Regions from separate parts of the Homo sapiens genome. Here region 1 is linked to region 2. Evidence: chromatin contacts called from ENCODE Hi-C or POLR2A ChIA-PET data. All regions are on one chromosome and are shown on one strand. Each heading gives the region's core, a stretch centred on a gene start or an enhancer-like site at or near the end of the contact. The rest is flanking DNA. Distances are from core to core; before and after follow the strand shown.

What was found. Hi-C counts contacts between places; a loop is a spot of excess contacts on that map. ChIA-PET counts read pairs that join two places held with the same protein, here RNA polymerase II (POLR2A). Pooled maps may share reads with other maps.
Region 1: a pooled map shows a loop between it and region 2 (9-fold over the local background). The contact joins the enhancer-like site here to the promoter of ZNF680 in region 2. A Hi-C loop is called at or near these places in 7 of 50 pooled maps. POLR2A ChIA-PET finds 5 or more read pairs at or near these places in 2 of 52 experiments (OCI-LY7 and activated CD8-positive, alpha-beta memory T cell).

The regions. Positions count from the first base shown.
Region 1 is chr7:65,077,142-65,083,653 of GRCh38, reverse strand. No RefSeq gene overlaps it. Among named protein-coding and RNA genes, the nearest start is that of SNORA15B-1, 9.9 kb to the right of the region's middle. RefSeq lists an enhancer at 2,165-3,059. Within about 2 kb of position 2,037, at least 29 of the 41 ENCODE cell types and tissues checked have a DNase peak (open chromatin) inside an H3K27ac peak, as active enhancers do.
Region 2 is chr7:64,559,636-64,566,200 of GRCh38, reverse strand. It overlaps ZNF680 (zinc finger protein 680), which reads left to right and starts at 3,130. Exons shown (of 4, transcript NM_178558.5): 1 at 3,130-3,276. The coding sequence starts at 3,247. RefSeq lists a silencer at 2,972-3,081 and an enhancer at 3,182-3,541.

The sequences.
Region 1 (6,512 bases), core at 788-3,287, 520 kb before region 2:
GGGAAGCTGGATAATTTTATGTTCAAATACTTTTAACAAGTGCAAAATGTATATGCTTAAAGAAATAGGGTTGGCCGGGCATGTTGGCTTATGCCTGTAATTCCAACACTTTAGGAGGCCAAGGCAGGCAGGTCACTTGAGGTCAGGAATTCAAGACCATCCTGGCCAACATGGTGAAACCCCATCTCTACTAAAAATACAAAAATTAGGCTGGGCGCGGTGGCTCACACCTGTCACTTTGGGAAGCTGAGGTGGCCGGATCACCTGAGGTAGGGAGTTCAAGACCAGCCTGACCAACATGGAGAAACCCTGTCTCTACTAAAAATACAAAATTAGCCAGGCATGGTGGCGCATGCCTGTAATCCCAGCTACTCGGGAGGCTGAGGCAGGAGAATCGCTTGAACCCGGGAGGTGGAGGTTGCAGTAAGCCGAGATGGCGACATTGCACTCTAGCCTGGGCAACAAGAGCGAACTCCGTTTCAAAAACAAAAACAAAAAGATATTAGCCAGATGTGGTGGCGCCTGTAATCCCAGTTATTCAGGAAGCTGAGGCAGGAGAATCGCTTGAACCCAGGAGGCGGTAGTTATGGTGAGCAGAGATCATGCCACTGCACTCCAGCCCAGGTAACAGAACAAGACCCTGTCTCAAAAAAAATAGGGCTACATTATTTATGAAACAGATACTGTTGACTCAGTCACCAGAAAGTGAAGGTCGCCAACATCAGACAAATTCACTGGAGGACCTATGTATGTGCTTTGAAAGACAACACTGCTTTGGTAAAGAATACTGTATTTCAGAAAAACATAATCATATTAACAACTAATAACACTGTAAAATGCTGATGTGTTGAATGCTACTTTAGAAAAACATGTTCAAGTCTAGGAAAAAGATTTCCGATAGAAAACTACGTATCAATTACCTAGCTAGCTAGCTATCTAGAGACAAGGTTTCATTCTATTGCTCAGGATGGAGAGCAGTGGGATGACCATAGCTCACTGCAGCCTTCAGCTCCTGGCCTCAACTTATCCTCCTGCCTCAGCCTCTTAAGTAGCAGGGCCACAGGTGGACACAGGTACACCTGGCTTTTTTTGTTTGTTTTGTATAAACAGGGTTTCACTACATGGCCCAGGCTGGTCTCAAGCTCTGGAGTCTTGCTCTGTCGCCCTGACTAGGGTGCAGTGATGCTTCTCGGCTCACTGCAACCTCCGCCACCTGGGTTCAAGAGATTCTCCTGTCTTAACCTCCTGAGTAGCTGGGACTACAGGCATGCACCACCATGCCCGGCTAATTTTGTATTTTTAGTAGAGATGGGATTTCTCCATGTTGGTCAGGCTGGTCTTGAACTCCCAACCTCAGGTGATCAGCCCGCCTCAGCTTCCCAAAGTGCTGAGATTACAGGTGTGAGCCACCGCGCTCGGCCTAATTTTTGTATTTTTTTGTAGAGACTGGGTTTCACCATATTGGCAAGGATGGTCTCAAACTCCTGACCTCAGGTGATCCACCCGCCTCGGCCTCCCAAAGTGTTGGGATTACAGGCGTGAGCCACCGCACTTTCTTATGTTATTAAATAGCCTAGCCCAGGAGGGTGCGGTGGCTCACGCCTGTAATCCCAACAACTCTAAAGGCCAAGGTGAGAAGATCGCTTGAACCCAGGAGTTCGAGACCGGCCCGGGCAACATAGCAAGACCCCCCCATCTCTACGAAAGATACAAAAATTAGGCCAAGCGTGCACCGCGCCTGGCTAATCTTTGTATCTTCCGTAGAGACGGGGTTGCGTCATGTTGCCCAGGCGCATCTCGAACTCCTGAACACAAGCCATCCTCCTGCCTCGGCCTCCCAAAGTGCCGGGATAGCACGGCCCAGGCAGCCTCATGTGTTCTTTAAGCAGTCCCTCCCGGTTGTACACTTGCATAGTTTTCTTTTTTATTTTTTTATACAGGGTTTACCTCAGTCTCGCAGGCAGGAGTGCTGTGGTGAGATCACAGATCATTGGAGCCTTGAATCTTGGGGTTCAAGTAGCTGGGAGGCTGAGGTTGGACTACAGAGGTGGGGTTGCGCCATATTGCTAGGCTGCTCTTGGCCTGAAGGGATCCTCCTTCCTGGCCACGCCCGGACACATAGTTTTCCATTTTTGACCGACATAAATACTGTGCTGGGTGGGAGTTTGTCAACTACCCCTTTCCAGCCAGCAACACACAGGAACTGGCGGGGAGGTCGCGGTTACCAGGCTCCACTCTGAGAAGACTGCCCAGCTCCAGGCACTGTACAGCCCTTGTGACGTGACAGAAGGCCCGCCCCTGTGACGTCACCGAAGGCGCCCCCCAAGATGTCGCAAAGGCCCGCCCCTCACGCAGAGCCAATCGGAACTCCAGGTGCTGGGTCTTCCAGGAGAGCGCCTGCGCGGGAGGGTGACCACAGGCGGCCGGGCGGGATGTCCTGTCCGCCGTCTTCAGCCCAGCCGCCACCACCCATAAGCTATGAGGAGGAGTTTACGACCACCTGGACTACTACCACCTGCGTGACTTCCCGGCCTGAGGGGTCCGCGCAGCAAAGGCCTGACGCTGCTGGAGCAGGCGCTGCGCACCTACCGGCTGGCGCCTGGTAGGCACGAGTGCAGGGTCGCCCAGAAGCTCCTCAATGGCCGGCGCAAGTGCCAGCCAGCGCCAGCTGCAGCCCTGGCCGCGCACTCGCCTCAGCTGAGCCTGGGTATGTGCACCCCCCAACACTTCCCCCAGCCATGTTCCCGGGACCTCGGGAGCGTCCCCCACCGCCCGGTGCCATTCGTGCTGGGCAGGGTCGGCCCCCTTTGAGGCTGCCCCGCGTTAGGGAGCTGCACCGCACCCCCACCAGCTTGACCTCTGACTGCCGTTGCAATAGCATTAAAGCCTTTGGAACTTTGTAGGTGGGTAGAAGGGGCTAGGAAACGAAGAAAACATCTTTTTAAAAATTTATATAAGGGACTGGCCGGGTGCGGTGGCTCACACCTGTAATCCCAGCACTTTAGGAGGCCGAGTGGGTGGATCACCAGGTCAGGAGTTGAAGACCAGCCTGGCCAGCATGGTGAAACCCCGTCTCTACTAAAAATACAAAAATTAGCTAGGCGTGGTGGCGGGCGCCTGTAATCCCAGCTACTCGGGAGGCTGAGGCAGAGAATTGCTTGAACCCGGGAGGTGGAGGTTGCAGTGAGCCGAGATCGCGCCATTGCACTCCAGCCTGGGCAACAAGAGCAAAACTCCGTCTCTAAATAAATAAATAAGATTTTCAAGGCGAGGCATGGTGGGTCACACCTAAATAAGTAAATAAATAAATAAAATGGATTTTCGGCTGGGCATGGTGGCTCACGCCTGTAATCCCAGCACTTTGGGAGGCCGAGGCGGGCGGTTCATGAGGTCAGGAGATCGAGACCATCCTGGCTAACACGGTGAAACCCCGTCTCTACTGAAAATACACACAAAAAAAAATTACCCAGGCGTGATGGCGCGCGCCTGTAGTCCCAGCTACTGGGAAGGCTGAGGCAGGAGAATGGCGTGAACCCGGGAGGCATAGTTTGCAATGAGCCGAGACCGTGCCACTGCACTTCAGCCTGGGTGACAGCGAGACTCCGTCTCAAAAAAATAAATAAATTAAAAAAATAAAATAAAATGGATTTTCAAGGCCAGGCATAGTGGGTCACACCTATAATCCCAGCACTTTGGGAGGCCAAGGCAGAAGGATTGCTTGAGCCCAGGAGTTCGAGACCAGCCTGGGCAACAGGGCAAAACCCTGTCTCTATCAAAAGCACAAAATAAGCTGGGCATTATAGTGCACACCTGTAGTCCGAGCTACTCAGGAGGCTGAGATGGGAGGATGGTTTGAGCCCGGGAGGCAGAGGCTGTATTGAGCTGAGATCATACCACTGAACTTCAGCCTGGGTGACGAGCCAGACCCCGTCTCAAAAAAAAATAATAACAATAAAAATAAATTCATATAGTTTGGTATGGTTTAGTAAGTTTCAGCAGGCAGATTGTCAGGGTAAGATGGATTGTTATATATACATTTATATATATAATATGTATATTTATATACTTATTTATTTTAGCAGAGATAGGGTCTCCCTATGTTGCCAGGCTGGTCTTAGACTCCTGAGCTCAAGCAATCCTGCCTCGGGTTCCTAAAGGAAGCTCACATTGGAGGTGTGAGCCACCACACCTGGCCTATAAGGGGAATTTAAGGGACTCTCTACTATGATGTCCCTTCTCCCAATCCCTTTCCGCATGTAGAAGAGGGTTCTGTTGAGTGACTGGCATTTGCTTATATTTCTCAGTGCTATGCCCAGTGTAATGGAAAAGGCACAGACTGGCTCAAGAGCCCAGGGATTTCAGTTCCAGGCCAAGCTCATCCACTGACTGACAGAGTCAGTCAAACTTGTTTGGATTTCAGATTCTTCATCTGAATAACGTAGATAACACTTATCCCATAGTACACTGCAAAGATGACACGTGACAGTGAACAAGTTAGTTTCCGTTTAAATATTAAGAATTAGGCCAGGCGCAGTGGCTCACACCTGTAACCCCAACACTTTGGGAGGTCGAGGCGAGTGGATCACAAGGTCAGGAGTTCGAGACCAGCCTGGCCAATATGGTGAAACCCTGTCTCTACTAAAAATACAAAAATTAGGTGGGTGTGGTGGTGGGCGCCTCTAATCCCAGCTACTTGGGAGGCTGAGGCAAGAGAGTCGCTTGAACCCGGGAGGCAGAGGTTGCAGTGAGCGAAATTGCGCCACTGCACTCCAGCGCCTGGGTGACAGAGTGAGACTCAGTCTAAAAAAAAGAAAGGAAAAAAGAATGAGATTAGAGAGGGCCTTCATTCCTCCTGGAAGAACACCTGATGTACCTGAAATCTTTGTTGGTGACAGGAAATATGTCGATAGCATAGGGTTTCACTGTTGCCTCCCACACAGGGCCTTCACCATCTCTGTCATCTGGAGAATTTGTTCCCATCAGGAATCTCCCACCTGGCAGTGGGACCATGCTAGTAGCCTGTCCATTTCCTGCAGATAAAAAAGAGAGGTATCGGTAATACATGCATATATATAAAACAAGTGGTAATATTTGGATCGTATGCAATACTCATGATGGTATGACAAAACAAAACAAAAAATGTGGAGGTTTAAAAATCTGGCTTTAAATTCCTTTTGCATTTTGTTTGCCTTCACATTCTTGTTCTGCCACTTAGTTTGATGGGAAACCTTAGGCAAATTTCTTAATCTGAGATTCAATTTCTTTTCTTTTTTCTTTTTTTTTTTGTGACGGGATCTCACTCTGTCACCCAGGCTGGAGTGCAGTCATGCAGTCTTGGCTCACTACAGCCTCTGCCCCCGTGGGCTCAAGCAGTCCTCCCACCTCAGCCTCCTAAGAGCTGGGACCACAAGTGTGCACCACCACGCCTGGCTAATTTTTGTATTTTTTGTAGAGATGGGGTTTTGTTATGTTGCCCAGGCTGGTCTCAAACTCCTGAGATCAAGTGATCCTTCCACCTCAGCCTCCCAAAGTGCTGGGATTACAGGTGTGAGCCAACACGCCCGGCTGAGATTCAATTTCTTCATCTGAAAAATGAGGATACCTATGGACAACTGTAGCTTGTTCATAAAAGAAAAAAAAAATAAGTATGAAAAATGGGGATACTATCTCACTATCTCTTAGGTAGTAGCTGTATCAATTAAAGTAACATGGAACCAGGTTCAATGGCTCAGAGACAGGGTGCAGAAGCGAAGGCAGGAGGATTGCTTGAGCCCAGGAGTTCAAGGTTGCGGTAAGCTATGATCATGTCACTGCACTCCAGCCTGGGTGACAGAGTGAGATCCTGTCTCAAAAAATAAAAAATAAAAAGATAGTAATAAAATAGCATGGGTGAAATGTTGCGCACATGATAGATTTGCACTTACCTCTTTCTTCCTCTACACAAACCCTTGCCCCAACTAGGCGAATTTAGACACTCTACCCTAAAATACATCTAGCACTTTCTACCCATCCTTCTGCTCATGCTGTTTCTCTGCCTCTTCCTCTCCATTTACTGAACTCTTACAGTTCTTGGTGATTCTCACCATTATATGCTCCAGAAGGGAAGTATATAATACATATATATTTTTGACAGTATATACCTGGTCCCTGCCATAAATGCGCAATGATTATCGCCAAATAGTTAAATGAGCACCTTTAGACTTGTTTGAATGCCTCAGAAATATCATAGAATTAAAAAGGACCGGCCAGGCATGGTGGCTCACGTCTGGAATCCCAGCACTTTGGGAGGCAGAGGTGGGCAAATCACCTGAGGTCAAGAGTTAAAGACCAGCCTGGCCAACATGGCGAAACCCCATCTCTATTAAAAATACAAAAATTAGGCTGGGTGCGGTGGCTCACACCTGTAATCCCAGCACTTTGGGAGGCCAAGGTGGGCGGATCACGAGGTCAGGAGATCAAGACCATCCTGGCTAACAAGGTGAAACCCCATCTCTACTAAAAACTACAAAAAA
Region 2 (6,565 bases), core at 1,881-4,380:
CACTTAAATTTTCTCCTTGCATCTTAAATTTCAGTATCTATAATCCTCCATAAAAAAGTATATGAGAGGCTGGGCATGGTGGCTCACGCCTGTAATCCCACCATTTTGGGAGGCTGAGGCTGGTGGATCACCTGAGGTCAGGAGTTTGAGACAAGCCTGGCTAATGTAGTGAAACCCTGTCTCTAGTAAAAATAGAAAAATTAGCCGGGCGTGGTGGCAGGTGCCTGTAATCCCAGCTACTCAGGAGGCTGAAGCAGGAGAATCGCTTGAACCCAGGAGGCGGAGGTTGCAGTGAGCTGAGATGGCGCGATTGCACTCCAGCCTGGGTGACAAGAGCGAAACTCCATCTCAAAAAAAAAAAAAAAAAAAAAATGAGGCCAGGCGTGGTGATTCACACCTGTAATCCCAGCACTTTGGGAGGCCGAGGCAGGTGGATCACCTGAGGTCAGGAGTTCAAGACCAGCCTAGCCAACATAGTGAAACCCAATCTGTACTGAAAATACAAAAATTATCTGGGCATGGTGGTGTGCGCTTGTGGCCCCAGCTACTCGGGGGGCTGAGGCAGGAGAATTGCTTGAATCTGGGAGGCAGAGGTTGCAGTGAGTCTAGATTACTCCACTGCACGCCAGCCTGGGTGACTGAGCAAGACTCCATCTCATAAATAAATAAATAAAGCAAATCTAACATAGAAGCATTTTTCATAGTTTTAATGCAGCCAACAATTGATCAAATGCTTTTCTATAAATGCTACAAATGAAGGCATAACATCAAGTGATTTGAGAGTTAAATTACCTCAACATTCATATTTTGAAAATTTAAAATTCTTTTCATGCAAAACAAGAAAAGTCAAATATAACTATAACGCCTCAAAAGATAAATCCTTGCTTCTTTTAGTCTTACACAAAAGTAAATGATATATTTTAACTTTGGATTACTCTGTATAATAAACACTGTTTAGAGTAATGTCTAAAATGTTAGTGTCTTAGAGTTTTCTACTGCGAATTACCTGATGATTACTTCTACTTGATTTCTAATTTTTTTTACATTTACTGAATTTGAAGAATATTATTTAATGTGAACACTCTGGTGTTTTCTAAGGTATACTTCTTAGAACAAATGGTTTTTCTCTATTTATTATATTATTCATAGGGTCTGTCTAAAATACAAATTTCCTAAAGTTGAAGAAAGTGTCAACAACTGATTGAGGGTTTCTCTCCAGTATAAATTCTCCTGTGTACAATAAGATATAAGTGAAGATATTAAACTCAACTTTTCAAAATCAGGAAATGTAACATTAAAAAATGAGGTGAATCTTAATAACATAAATAAAGTATACAATCACAAAAAACAGATACTGTCCGAATCCACTTACATGAGATAGCTAGAAACAGAAACCAAAATGATATTTTGAAAAAGATAAATAATAGGAAATTGGGCAGTTGTTTCAGGGGTATTGAGTTTTGTTTAGAAGATAAAAATGTTTTCCGAGCGTGGTGGCTCATGCCTGTAATCCCAGCACTTTGGGAGGCCAAGGTGGGCAGATCACCTGAGGTTGGGAGTTTGAGACAACCCTGACCAACATGGAGAAACCCCATCTCTACTAAAAATACAAAATTAGCCAGGTTTGGTGGCACATGCCTGTAATCCCAGCTATTCGGGAGGCTGAGGCACTAGAATCACTTGAACCCGGGAGGTAGAGGTTGCAGTGAGTTGAGATCACGCCATTGCACTCCAGCCTGGGTGACAAGAGCAAAACTCTGTCTCAAAAAAGAAAAAAAGAAAAAGAAAGACCAGGGAGGGATCTGTAGACATAGAGCATTCTTCTTCTGTGGCCCCATCGTCCTTTGTTCACTGTCTGATCTCTGGAAGAAAGGTGGGCAACAGGTGGTCTTCCTGTTGTTATTTTATTCCTGCTGTCCTCTGCTCTTTCTATGGCCACTATCTGTTCTACCCTTGGAACTGAAGAGAGATGTTGGTAGGGAAAGACTTTCCCCTTATTTATGGCAGGAAAAGGATGTTCAAGCCCAGTGTGGTGGCTCATGGCTGTAATCCCAGCACTTTGGGAGGATGAGACAGAAGGATTACTTAAGGTCAGGGGTTTGAGTCCAGCCTGGCTGACATGGCAAAATTCCATTTCTACTAAAAATACAAAAATAAGCCAGGCATGGTGGCACATGCCTGTAATCACAGCTACTCTGGGGAAAATAAGGCAGGAGAATTGCTTGAATCCGGAATGTGGAGATTGCAGTGAGCCGAGATTGCACCACTGCACTCCAGCCTGGACATAAGAGCAAGACTCTGTTTGAAAAGAAAAGAAGAGAAGAGAAAGGAAAAGAAAGAAAAGAAGAGAAGAGAAAGGAAATAAAAAGAAAGGAAGAAAAGAAAAGAAAAAAGAAAAGGGATGTTCAGGATTTCATCTTCTGCCATCAGAGCTGCACTTCAATGTGGCAGCTATTGGCCACCTGTGGCTACTGGGTGCATGGAATGTGGCTGGTCTGAACTGCGATGTGGTAGAAAGGTAAAATACATAGTTTTAATTTTTTTTCCAAAATATATATACTTTGTTAATAATTACATACTGGTCACATATTAAAATGATAATATTTTGGATATATTGGGTTAATTAAATTTCTACAATGAATTCCTCCTGTTTTTTTTTCTTTTTAAAATTTTCCTTCTAGAAAATTTAGAATTCACGTGGCTCACATTCAATTTCAGAGGACTGCCTTTTTAAAAAAAAATGTCAGGCTACCCGCTCAAAGGACAAGAAGCCAGGAGCTCATAAAATTGGAAAATTTTAAATAATTGTTATTGCATTATTTTCATGTGTGAATAGCCACATAATATATTATTTATAAAGGCATACGACCTTATACGCAGGGTTATATGCAAATACTCTCTGGTGTGAGCCTGGTCCGTTCAGGGAGGAAGCCCTTCCCTGAGAACCCTGCAGCTTGGATTTCACTCTTTCTACGTTCAGCCCAGCCGCTGAGCACATATTCTGTCACTCAGGGCATTAGGGGGTGGCGCCCTAAACATTATCCAATCAGGGACGCGGGGCTGGGACCCGTCCAATCAGGCACGCAGCTGGAGCGGACAGGACGGCTTCCGGGATTTGGCGGGGCCTTTGTCTCTAGCTGCTGCGGGAGCTCCAGGTCTAGTCTTTACTGCTCTGTGTATTCTGCTCCTAGAGGCCCAGCCTCTGTGACTCCGTTATCTGCAGGTATTGGGAGATGCACAGCTAAGATGCCAGGACCACCTGGAAGCCTAGAAATGGTGAGAGTGCGGTCCGACACCCCGAGAGAGGGGGAGGGGCTGGTTGGAACCGGTCGGAAGTGGCTGTGGCAGGACTCCAGGCTCCAAGCACTGGGCTCCAAAATCCGCGGCCCGAGTTGTCCTTGGCGCAGCTCGGTCCTCAGTCCCCTTCAGCCATAAGATGGCGGCTGGGCTGACAGCCGGACCCCGGGCGTCATGTCTCCTCCCTGCGCAGTGACTGTGCCTTGGCCTGGAGCCCTCGCTGGGCAGCTCTGCACCCGCAGTGCCGCATCTCTGCCGATAACTCGGGGTGCAGGGTTCATAAATGGGAAGCGCTTTGGTCCATGGGGTCCCAGTCCCTCCTTTTTTCTATTAAAAATTCATGGAAGTCACTGCAAATATATTTAAAAATGTAATAGAAGAGTGGTTCAAAAATCGTAGAGCACCCAGCTATGATTTGTAATTTGTGGTCCATGGGAGGGGCTTGAAGGAAAGACTTTTAAGTGGTGTATGATGAATAAAACCAAATTCAATAATCGGTTAGGTACAGTTACATAACTTCTTAATTTGTAAGATCAAAGTGGAAATTTTCTGGTTATGTAATCGGAGGGTACTTGGCAGTTTATAGTTGGTTAAGCAAGAATTTTATTTCCCCCAATGTAATACTTTACAAAAAACAATGTATTTGAGTTAGATTTTTTTTTTTTTTTTTTTGAAACGGAGTCTCGCTCTGTCGCCCAGGCTGAAGTGCAGTGGCACGATCTCGGCTCACTACAACCTCTGCCTCCCGGGTTCAAGTGATTCTCCTGTCTCAGCCTCCCGAGTAGCTGGGATTACAGGCGCCCGCCACCATGCCCGGCTAATTTTTGTATTTTTAGTAGAGACGGGTTTCACCATGTTGGACAGGCTGGTCTTGAACTCCTGACCTTGTGATCTGCCCGCCTCGGCCTCTCAAAGTGCTGGGATTACAGGCGTGAGCCACTGTGCCTAATGTAAATTTTTTTTTTTTTTGAGACGGAGTCTTGCTCTGTCGCCCAGGCTGGAGTGCAGTGGCGCGATCTCGGCTCACTGCAAGCTCCGCCTCCTGGGTTGACGCCATTCTCCTGCCTCAGCCTCCTGAGTAGCTGGGACTACAGGCGCCCGCCACCACGCCTGGCTAATTTTTTTGTATTTTTAGTAGGGACAGGGTTTCACCAAGTTAGCCAGGATGGTCTTGATCTCCTGACCTCGTAATCCACCCGCCTCGGCCTCCCAAAGTGCTGGGATTACAGGCGTCAGCCACCGCGCCCGGCCCTAGTGTACATTTTTGATACTATATTTTAATTAATCATTTTTTGAGAAATCATTGGATGGTACTTTTTAAAAGATTTGTTTTCCGTTTGTAAAAATTTTCTGTAAGAAGAAAGCAAAGAGTAATCCCTGGACACTATTGTAAAAAATCTCTGCGCCTCTTTTCCTTTTATCTTCCATAGGCACAGAGATCTTATCAGAATTTTGGGGGGTCACAGTTTCCCTTTGGAAACTTTATGGGGTGATGTGTCCTCGGCTACCCTTCAGATTTTTCCTGGTCCTGGGTTTCAGTACTGTCTGGGAATAAACCATGATACCCACCATGACTATGTCTGCTAGAGTGCCTAATGAATATCAGCTCCTGGGTCATTTTCTCCCACAGGACTGCCTGAGGTACAAAGTGTAGCCTCTCGAGGGAGCAGGTGGATGCCCTGGAGCTGAGAGAAATCTCCTGGTGCACTCTTCCTTGGAAAGGCTGACACCTTGAGACATTAAGATTGTCTTCACCCAACTCAGCTTCCGTTTCCTTGGGACACATTGCTGGTCAATCAGATGCTGGTATTGAGGGAAAAACATAGAAATAATTTCTGGATTCTCTAAGGGGGCAGAAAAATAGTGAAAAAAAATGATGAAAAAAGAGTGAAAGACAAATAGTGAAAAATTTGTAAAGGAAATTAAAAGGTAAAATATTTACGAATGGTGTAAAAGAGGTGAGTTTCAGAAAAAAATTAATATCTACATATATTCCATTTGTTAAAAATTCTCATTTACTATTTTGTTTTCCAGACTGAGTTTAGTAATTGTCACAGGTAGTTTTTTTACGGCTGGGTAATTTTTTTTTTTTTTGAGACAGTCTCATTCTGTCACCCAGGCTGGAGTGCAGTCACATGATCTTGGCTCACTGCAACCTCTGTCTCTTGGGTTCAAGCGATTCTCCTCCCTCAGCCTCCTGAGTAGCTGAGACTACAGGCGCTAGCCACCACACTCAGCTAATTTTTGTATTTTTAGTAGGGATGAGGTTTCACCATGTTGGCCAGTCTGGTCTCAAACTCTTGATCTCAGGTGATCCACCCGCCTTGGCCTCCCAAAGTATTGGGATTACAGGCATGAGACACCGCACCCAGCCTAGCTGGGTAATTTCAAACAGAATTCCAAGCCTTAACTTTTAGAATGCTAGCTATCTAGGGAAAAAATAGAGAAAATCTCTTCTCCATTTTGGCTTTAGAAAATGAATACATTTCCGGCCGAGTGCAGTGGCACACGCCTGTAATCCTAGCACTTTAGGATGCCAAGAGGGGTGGATCACCTGAGGTCAGGAATTCGAGGCCAGCCTGGCCAACATGGTGAAGCCTTGTCGCTACTAAAAATACAAAAATTAGCCGGGCGTGGTGGTACATGCCTGTAATTCCAGCTACTTGGGAGGCTGAAGCAGGAAAATTGCTTGAACCCGGGGGGTGGAGGTTGCAGTGAGCCAAGATTGTGCCACTTCATTCCAGCCTGGGCGAAAGAGTGAAACTTCATCTCAAAAAAAAAAAAAAAACAGAAAAGAAAATGAATACATTTCCACCAGAAAATGTGGTAGGTAATTGGTGAAGTTACATAGATTCTTGAAAACATTAGTACCTCTTTTTGCATGGTAAATTTGTGACAGTGAATATTTCTAGTCTATACCCTGTTATCTTGATTTCTGAGTTTTATGCTAAATTTTATGAGATGAAACTTGGTACCTCCTAGAAGTGTTTCCAAATGAATAATTGTTTACTACATAATTTTTAATGGAAATAATAAAATAATACATTTATTATCTAAAAGGAATACTTTTGCTTTTCTTATTGAGATGTAAAATGTTATGCATCTTCAAAAAAGTCCTCCCTGGCCAGGCACAGTGGCTCAAGCCTGTAATCCCAGCACTTTGGGAGGCCAAGGTGGGTGGATCACTTGAGGTGAGGAGTTTGAGACCAGCCTGGACAACATGGTGAAACCCCGTCTCTACCAGAAATATAAAAAATTAGCCACATGT